Regions from separate parts of the Homo sapiens genome. Here region 1 is linked to region 2. A link is an interaction called in ENCODE POLR2A ChIA-PET data of the cell type or tissue named here. Cell type or tissue: GM12878. All regions are shown on one strand. Each heading gives the region's core, and the rest is flanking DNA. Links, peaks and the distances in the headings are about the cores only.

What was found. ChIA-PET counts read pairs that join two places held together with the same protein. Peaks named below come from ENCODE experiments on the same cell type or tissue, not always from the same donor. Only the 100,000 strongest peaks of a DNase experiment are listed, where the experiment ranks them.
Region 1: POLR2A ChIA-PET joins it to region 2 with 5 read pairs; 18 of 35 experiments call an interaction of 5 or more read pairs at or near these places.

Annotation. Positions count from the first base shown.
Region 1 is chr20:47,507,938-47,513,691 of GRCh38, reverse strand. All of the region lies in intron 1 of NCOA3 (nuclear receptor coactivator 3), which reads right to left. Among named protein-coding and RNA genes, the nearest start is that of NCOA3, 8.9 kb to the right of the region's middle. In GM12878, for the core only: no CTCF peak of the experiment used is centred there; no DNase peak of the experiment used is centred there; H3K4me3 peaks cover 1,473 bases; H3K27ac peaks cover 1,367 bases.
Region 2 is chr20:47,623,191-47,627,190 of GRCh38, reverse strand. NCOA3 (nuclear receptor coactivator 3) reads right to left here. Exons shown (of 23, transcript NM_181659.3): 4 at 3,108-3,280; 5 at 1,710-1,810; 6 at 15-189. Among named protein-coding and RNA genes, the nearest start is that of NCOA3, 120 kb to the right of the region's middle. In GM12878, for the core only: no CTCF peak of the experiment used is centred there; no DNase peak of the experiment used is centred there.

The sequences.
Region 1 (5,754 bases), core at 877-4,876, 110 kb after region 2:
TGTAGTGGCGCGATCTTGGCTCACTGCAACCTTTGCCTCCTGGATTCAAGTGAGTCTCATGTTTCAGCCTCCTGAGTAGCTGGGATTATAGGTGTGTGTCACCACGCCCAGCTAATTTTTGTATTTTTAGTAGAAACCGCATTTTGCCATGTTGGCCAGGCTGGTCTCAAACTCCTGGCCTTGAATGATCTGCTTGCCTCAGCCTCCCAAAGTGCTGAGGTTACAGGCTTGAGCCGCCTCGCCCGGCTAATAGTTGCTTAGAAATTTCTAATAATTACACTGCATTCCATTGTATGGTTATATCATGATTTATTCAGTTTCATATTATTTCAAACAAAACTGGAAGTAAATATCCTCATATGTATTTGATGGTAAGTAAGCAGCTTCTCTGCGTATTTGTGTATAGGGTAGTGTGTGGACCTAAGCTTGTGTTTCTCTTGGGGGGAACCCAGAAGTAGAATGGCTGGGTTATATGCTAAGTGTATAATATTTACAAGTTTATTTTATTTTTTTTAATTTTTTTGAGACAGAGTCTTGCTCTGTTTCCCCAGCTGGAGTGCAGTGGTGGGATCTCGGCTCACTGCAACCTCTGCCTTCTGGGCTCTTCTCATGCCTCAGCTATTCTCATGCCTCAGCCTCCTGAGAAGCTGGGGTTACAGGCACACACCATCACATCTGGCTAATTTTTTGTATTTTTAGTAGAGACCAGGTTTTGCCATGTTGGCCAGGCTGGTCTCAAACTCCTGATCTCAAGTGATCCCCCACCTCAGCCTTCCAAAGTGCTGGGATTACAGGCTTGAGCCACTGCACCCAGCCAATATTTACAAATTTAAAGAAACTGCCCACTGTTTCTCAAAGTGATTGTACCATTTCACATTTCTCCTAGCCATGTATCCACGTATGATACAGTTCTAGTTGTTCCACATCCTTACCAACAAACGGTATGGTCAGTCTTTTTAATGTTACCCCTCATAGTGAGTGTATAGTGGTATCTCATTGTAGTTTTCAGTTTCCCTAATGGCTGATGTTGAGCATCTTTTTTCGTACTTACTTGCCACTGGTGTACCTTTTTTCTGTGAAGTCTCTGTATATATCTTTTGTGTTTTTTTTTTTTTTTTTTTTAGTGAGACAGAGTCTCACTCTGTTGCCACGTTCGAGTGCAGTGGCGCTATGTCGGCACACTGCAACCTTCGCCTGCCGGGTTCAAGCAATTCTCCTGCCTCAACCTCCCGAGTAGCTGGGACTACAGGCATGTGCCACCATGCCCGGCTAATTTTTTATTTTCAGTAGAGACGGTGTCTCACCATGTTGGCCAGGATGGTCTCGATCTCTTGACCTCACGATCCGCCCGCCTCAGCCTCCCAAAGTGCTGGGATTATAGGTGTGAGCTACGGGGTCCAGTCTCTTTTGCCTATTTTTAAGTTGGATTGTTTTTATCTTATTGAGATGTAAATTAGTTATTTTTTCTAGAAGAAAAACTTTTTTTGTGTTTATATTTTGTTTTTTGTAAAAATTATTTTATTATTTCCTATTTTTTTTTCATAGGATGGGGTCTCACTATATTGCCCAGCCTAGTCTTTAACTTCCGGCTTTAAGCAGTCCTCCTGCCTCAGCCTCTCAAAGTATTGATATTATGGGCATGAGCCCCTGCACCCAGCCTGATTTTTTTTAATTTGTATAAATTTATGGGGTACAAGTGTAATTTTGTTACATGCATAGATTGCCTAGTGGTGAAGCCAGGACTTTTAGGGCATCATTTACTCAAATCACATACATTGTACCCATTAAGTAATCTCTCATCATCCCCCTCCTCACCCTTCCTAGTCTCTTGTCTATTATTCCACACAATATGTCCATGTGTAGCATAGTTCCCACTTATTTTATTTTGGAGACGGGCAGATCATGATGCCAGGAGTTCAAGATCAGCCTGGCCAACAAGGTGAAACCCCGTCTCTACTAAAAATACAAAAATTAGCTGGGTCCACGTGGTAGTGCTGCCTGTAACCCCAGCTACTCGGGTGGCTGAGGCAGGAGATTCACTTGAACCGGGGAGGTGGAGGTTGCGGTGATCTGAGATAGCACCAGTGCATTCTAGCCTGGGTGACAGAGCAAGACCGTCTCAAAAAAAAAAAGAAATATATATATATATATATATATATATATATATCTCGAGAGAGATACATATCTCAGCTATATATCTATATAGCCAAGAACACGCCACTGCACTCCAGCCTGGGTGACAAAGAGAGACTCTGTCTCAAAAAAAAAAAAAAAAAAAAAATTAGGCATGGTGGTGGACACGTGTAGTCCCAGCTACTTGGGAGGCAGAGGCAGGAAAACCGCTTGAGCCCTGGTGGTCAAGGCTGCAGTGAACCATGATCATGCCACTGCACTCTGGCCTGGGCAACACAGTGAGACCCCCATCTCAAAAAAAAAAAAAGAAAGAAAGAAAGAAAATGTTTAAATCTTATTCTTCAACATGCTGTACCCTGATGGCCTGGATCAGTAGTAGTCCCTTGCCTCCTCTGAACTTCTCTACAATCTCTATAGGCAAAACCGACTTATCACTGATTGCCTTGTACTGAAGTGATATGAGTACCTGATTGATTGTGCACACTTGGAGGTCACAAACTTTGTTAACTCTCACAGTTCCTTAAATAGTAAAGGCATAATAATCACTGATTAAGTATGTCTGTGCATGGAAGAGTAGGCAACAACAACCAAGCAGCAGCAAATTAAAGATGATTGAAGTTTAAGGCCTCAAGACTTAGAAGAGTGGTATGAAAACTAAGTTTAAGAAAACTCACTATACTGGGCACGATGGCTCACATCTGTAATCCCAGCACTTTGGGAGACCAAGGCAGAAGGATCGCTTGATCCCAAGAGTTCAAGACCAGCCAAAGACACACCTTCTATACAAAACTTAAAAACATCAGCCAGGAGTGGTGACATGTGCCTGTAGTCACAGCTACTGGGAGGCTGCGCTGGGAGGACCGCTTGAGCCCAGTAGGTCAAGGCTGCAGTGAACTGTGATGGTGACACTACACTCCATCCTAGATGACAGAGCAAGACCCTCTCCAAAAATTGAATTAATTTTTAAAAGTCCCATGTGGATGACTATATTGTGATTTGGGGGAAAGAAAAGGGAAACTGAAGGTTACTGGGCAAGTTCATGCTTACAGGTTTGCCAAATCTTAGAACCCATACACTCAAGGCTTCTACCATTCTAGATATGATCGTGTACTTTTTTTTTTTTTTTGAGATGGAGTCTTGCTCTGTCACCCAGGCTGGAGTGCAGTGGCGCGATCTCAGCTCACGGCAACCTCTACCTCCAGGGTTCAAACGATTCTCCTGCCTCAGCCTCCTGAGTAGCTGGGATTACAGGCACCCGCCACCATGCCCAGCTAATTTTTTTATATTTTTAGTAGAGACGGAGTTTCACCATCTTGGCCAGGATGGTCTCCAATTCCTGACTTCGTGATCCACTCATCTTGGCCTCCCAAAGTGCTGGGATTACAGGCGTGAACCACCACTCCTGGCCATGACTGTGTACGTTTAAAGTCGCTTTCTGGATTCCATTTTATTGATTCCTGATGAAAGTAGTTTTAAACTTAATATGGTAACAGTCCTGTCTTATTATATGACAAAGATATCACTGACCCTCCAATGATGCAAGATGTGTAGAGTTATTTTTCTCACTGGTGGAGTTTCTTCACTGGTAGATTTTCCTATATGTAGTCAACTACTGTTCCAACTGCGGTGAAGACAACTACCTCAATTGAGATTAACACATTGTCATAAAACACAATTACCACCAAGCAAGTAAAAGGAAATAGATGAGCTGGGATGGAACACAGAGTGTGTAGTAGACTAAAGGGACAATTTGATAAACAGTACTGAGTAACTCTTATAACATTTTCAAATAAAATTGCCAAATTTTTTTAATAGAGATGGGGGGGTCTTGCTATGTTGCCCAGGCTGGTCTTGAACTCCTAGGCTCAAGCAAGTCTCTGGTCTCAGCCTCCCAAATTGCTGGGATTACAGGCAGGAGCCACTGCACTCAGCCCCAAAATTGCCAAATTTCAATCTGGAAACAAACTCAAGCTGATATAGCTACTCCACAAGATGACTTAAATAATCCATTTCAACGACAGCAATTTCACTGAGAGTAAAGAAAGTAACACTTGCTTTTCTTACACGAGAAGGAGGGGACTGAAAATCCCTCTCTCTCACACACACACACTTTTACCCAGTTATAGCATATACTGTGATGAAGTCAGGCGATTAAAGTCCCTTTTGAGACAGGGTCTCACTCTGTCACTCAGGCTGGTGTGCAATGGCACAATCACAGCTCATTGCACCCTCAACCTCCTGGGCTCAAGTCATCCTCCCAGCTCAGTCTCACATGCGGCTGGGACCACAGGCGCACATCACCATGCCCGGCTAATTTTTTTTTCCTATTTTTTATAGAGACAGGATCTTACTTTGTTGCCCAGGCTGGTCTCAAATTCCTGGGCTCAAGTGATCCTCCTCTCAAAGTGCTGGGATTACAGGTGTGAGCCATGGGACCCAGCCTCTAAATTCTTTATAAGTCAGCACTGAAAGCTGCATCTAACTTCACACGGTTATCTGGTATAAAGAGCTTAATTCATTTATGTTCAATCAACAAAATTTAAGTAAAAGAGCATTGTACATATCTACATAATGCCTTAAGTTTATAGAATTGTATAAAATAAGGAACCTTGGAAAACCATACAGAGCACCCTTTGTTTTAAAATTTTAAAAACTGGCCAAGAGAGATTGATTTGTCCAAAGCTTATAGCACATGCTTACAAATTATTCTGAACTCTGCCCTAGGTAAGTCTTCTTTTCAAAGTAACAAGCTAACAAAATATATTGATCAGGTACCAAAAAGGAAAAAAAGGTTTTCACATGTAGATTTCTTTTTAATCAAAGTTCTGTTTTGAAACTGAACATATGATCATGCTGCTCTTTCCACCAACAGCAATTAACTTTCATTTATAAAAATGTCAGTTTAGGACATTTCTATTATGATACACATTTTCTTTCAAAGTAAAATAATATGGCTTTAGATTTCATTTAAACAGAAGGGCAAAGAATATTTACTCCAAAAGTGCCCCCTTTTTTGTTAAAACCCTTTCTTCCCCTCCCCATGCTTTCTCTTCTTTTGTACTAAAGTTCTCAAATGCATGAGATGGAGGAACAATACCACAATACAACTGCAGGCTTCCTGCCTACTAGTCAGTCATTATTCTTCAGTCTTGAGAATTTTCAAAACACTGCTTGGGTTGCTTTGAAATTCCTTCTTTCAGATTTTCCCTCCTTCATGGAACATCTATTTAAAAGAATGACTTCAAAAATGTCTTGCTGCACCCAATCCAAATTCTCTAAACAAACTAAAAATGCTAGCCTTAGATATGAAGGTGGGATGTAAATGCCTGAAGCTTGGCAAACACCAACCTAATAAAAGTACAGGACAGAAAGAAGTATATTTCTGGCCAAGCATAAGAACAGTCTTTTTCTTATATGTATATAAATTAAGCTTGTTTCTGAAAATTTTCATATTTATATGGATAGTATCACGAAGTTAAAAACTACATCATTACTATCCCTTTTTTTTAAACAATACAATTTATAGACCTAAAAATCTCAACCTACATTGATAGCTGAGGAGAAAGGGGCTAAGTCAATTATTACTGACTTAAATTTCACACTAAAATGATGTATATTCAT
Region 2 (4,000 bases), core at 1-4,000:
CATTAAAAGCCTACCTGTAGATTTTGGTAAATTCTTAAGAAAATCCTTTCTGTCTTCTTCATGTAAGATATTGTAAACACTTGTGTTAACCAGGTCCTCTTGCTTATATTGCAGGTATTGTGTGACATTTTCTGATACAAATACAATGTTTCCGTCTCGATTCACCACAAATAGGAAACCATCCAATGCCTAAAATAGGATATGTTAATACAGGCTGTTATGGACTGAATTGTATCCTCCTCCCTCTAATTCTTAAATTGAAACTCTAACCATCAGTGTAACTGTATTTGGAAACAAGACCTTCAAGGAGGTAATTAAAGATAAATGAGGTCATAACGGTGGGGACCCTAATCCAATATGACTGGTATCCTATAAGGGGAGAGAAAGACACCAGGAATGTGCACGCAGAGAAAAAGGCCATGGGAGAACACAGTGACAAGCCAAGGAGAAGCCAATCCTGCTGACACCTTGATCCTGGACTTCCAGCCACCAACACTGTAAGAAATAAATTTATTTGGTTTCACCTACCAAGTCTGTGGTATTTTGTTATGGTAGTATCAGCAAACAGCAACCACAGTAGTAAGTAGAATGTGTAAAAACTACTGCTGACTTAATTACTGCAAACAACTATAAGCCACCATTACTACTAACATTAGCACCATTACTACAGGCCTTACTGGGGGGAAAAAAAAAGAAGAATAATTGGGGGTGGGGGAGTGTGTACATAAATATGTTCAGCATGAAATCTGAATTAATGTCTAACCTAATTTTTAAAGAATTATATCTTTAAAGGAGCTTTTAAAAATGAGAAAAGCATCCTTAGCTCTTCCCATTTTTCCATTTGATGCCAAGTCAAGCTACAGAAACTGCTCTACTATTCCTTAATGAGAATTTACAAAGAGGAATTTCAAAACTGATCAACTAAAAGTAGTTGGAACAAACTACCTGAAACAAAAAGAAGTTGACAAGTTAACTTTATGAAGGGCTTCAGCCCCTAAACAAATACAAAGCACATGTTTAAGTCTTAACAATTCCTCAAGAATATAAAACCATAGCGTGCCATGTGATCAATCACGCAAAAATTCACCAAAAATGTCTGAGCCGAAACGTACAGTCATCATACCCCAGTATCTGTGTAAGGTTGGTTCCAAGACCTCCCAAAGATAGCAAAATCTGAGGATGCTCAAGTCTCCAATATAAAATGGTGTATTTGCCTATAGCCTATGCATATATTCCAATATACTTTAAATCATCTCTAGATTAGTTATAATACCTAATACAATGTAAGTGCTATATAGTCATCACACTGAGGTGTTTTTTATTGTTTTAACATTATTTTTTATTTCTTCCTCAGCCTCCAAATCTGTGGTGCAAAACCCATGGATATGAAGGGCCATTTGTACCCAAATATCTCTGTGAAATTACAGGCTACCTTTCCTTTCCTGCTTGCTTATATTTTTATGTTTGTATATGTGTGGTTCCTCAGTTTGCAACTATATTTTTACTAGGGGGGCAAGGCTTCCTGAATTATGTATATTGTAATTATAAGAGCATTTTACCATCATATTCAGAATACTGAACTGTCTCAAAGAAAAAAATGTTTTCTTTTTGTTCTCATTTCCTAACCAAAATTTCATCGATTTTTTATAACTTTATAATAAACCAAAGGGCAATACAGCCTACTGGACAGTTAAAATCTTTATACTTGCCTGAAGTAAAAGCGGTCCTAAGGAGTCTTTATCAATAACTCCCTGCCCTGTAGAAGATACATCGGCTTTTTGAACATCATCATCATTGGAAATAGTTTTTCCTGAAAAGACAGAAGGTGGTATAACGAATAACACACTATCAGTTATAGATTAAATCACCTTCGAATAGTCCCCAGAAGAGACATAAAGATACACATGCACATGCCCATACATACATACAAAACATTTCCTCATAAGAGAATGATGCTACAATATTATAACATCAAAACTAAACTTCATAGTTGCCCAGGAAGCCAGAAGATACCTAAATCATTTCACTACTAAATGTACTATCCCACAGCTTCCTGAAAAGGAACTACCAAATAACAGGCAATTGTCTGTTAACCGTCTCTAAAGAGCATAAGCTGGAGGCCCAGCGCGGTGGCTCACACCTGTAATCCCAGCACTCTGGGAGGCTGAGGCGGGTGGATCACCTGAGGTCAGGAGTTTGAGACCAGCCTGGCCAACATGGCAAAACCCCATCTCTACTAAAAATACAAAACTTAGCTGGGCGTGGTGGCAGGTGCCTGTAATCCTAGCTACTCGGGAGGCTGAGGCAGGAGAATCTCTTGAACCCAAGAGGTGGAGGTTGTGGTGAGCTGAGATCACACCACTGCACTCCAGCCCGAGAGACAAAGCGAGACACCATCTCAAAATAAATAAATACATAAATAACAAAAAGCACAGCTGGTCAACACATTTGTCTATTCCCATACTTGCTAGCCTCCATCAGTTGTAGTCTCTACCCAAACAAAGGAGCAAAAAGGCAAATATAGCAACAAGTTCCTTCTAAAACAGGGGTCCCCAACCCCCAGACCACAGACAAGTATCAGTCTGTGGCCTGTTAGGAATGGGGCTGCACAGCAGGAGGTCAGCAGTGGGCAAGTGAGCAAAGTTTCATCTGTATTAACAACAGCCCCTCCCCATCACTCACATTACCACCTGAGTTCTACATCCTGTCAGCTCAGAAGTAGCATTAGATTCTCACAGGTGTGCAAATCTTAATGTGAACTCCACATGCGAGGAATCTAGGTTGTGTGCTCCTTATGATTCTCTAATGCCTAATGATCTGTCACAGTTTCTCCCATTACCCCCAGATGGATCCATCTAGCTGCAGGAAAACAAGCTCAGGGCTCCTACTGATTTCTATATTATGGTGAGTTGTATAATTATTTCATTATATGTTACAATGTAACCATAATAGAAATAAAATGCACCACAAACGTAATGTGCTTGAATCATCCTGAAACCATCCCCTCTACCAGGTCCATGGAAAAACTGGCTTCCACAAAACCAGTCCCTGGTGCCAAAAAGGTTGGGAACCACCACTGTTCAAAAAGACATGAGTGTTTTTATTACCTTGCTCTTTTATTTGACGTATCTGTCTTACTGTTTCCTTTAAAATCGCACATTTATCTGGTTTGACATTGAAATTGTCAATATCACTAAGATTGGCAGATATCAGCTCAGCCAATTCTTCAATATATTTACTTTCCTGCTCCCGTCTCCGTTTTTCACCACTGCAGGTAAGACTAAGGGAAAAGGCGTAGAAAGGGGGGAAAGGAGACATAATATATATATCACAAAAGAGCTGTTAGCAGAATCAGCCCCTATACAACACTATTACATGATTACTTTTTTTTTTTTTTCCTCGAGACAGAGTTTTCGCTCTTGTTGCCCAGGCTGGAGTACAACGGTGCGACTTTGGCTCAATGCAACCTCCACCTCCAGGATTCAGGCAATTCTCCTGACTCAGCCTCCCCAGTAGCTGGGATTACAGGCATGCGCCACCACGCCTGGCTTATTTTTGCATTTTTAGTTGAGACGATGTTTCACCATGTTGGTCAGGCTGGTCTTGAACTCCTGACCTCAGGTAATCCACCCACCCTGGCCTCCCAGAGTGCTGGGATTACAGGCATGAGCCACCACACCCGGCCTATTATTTTCATATGTAAACAAACTAAACTCAGCCAATATAAACTATCAAAAATGCTGTCTTGGAGAAGTAGTACAACATAATAGAGATTCATGTAAACCTAAATTCAGTTCCATCTTTGTTAGCTAGGTGGCCTTGGGCAGAGTTAGCCTCAGTTACTTCATCTAGAAAATACGAATAAATCATCTTTACTTCTTAGAGATAATAAAACAACTAACAAATAAGAACAAAAACAGTGGTAGCTACTTATTAATGATGAAGTTTTATTCATTGTAGATTGATATTTTTCAACTAGCACATTAAACTTCAATTGACA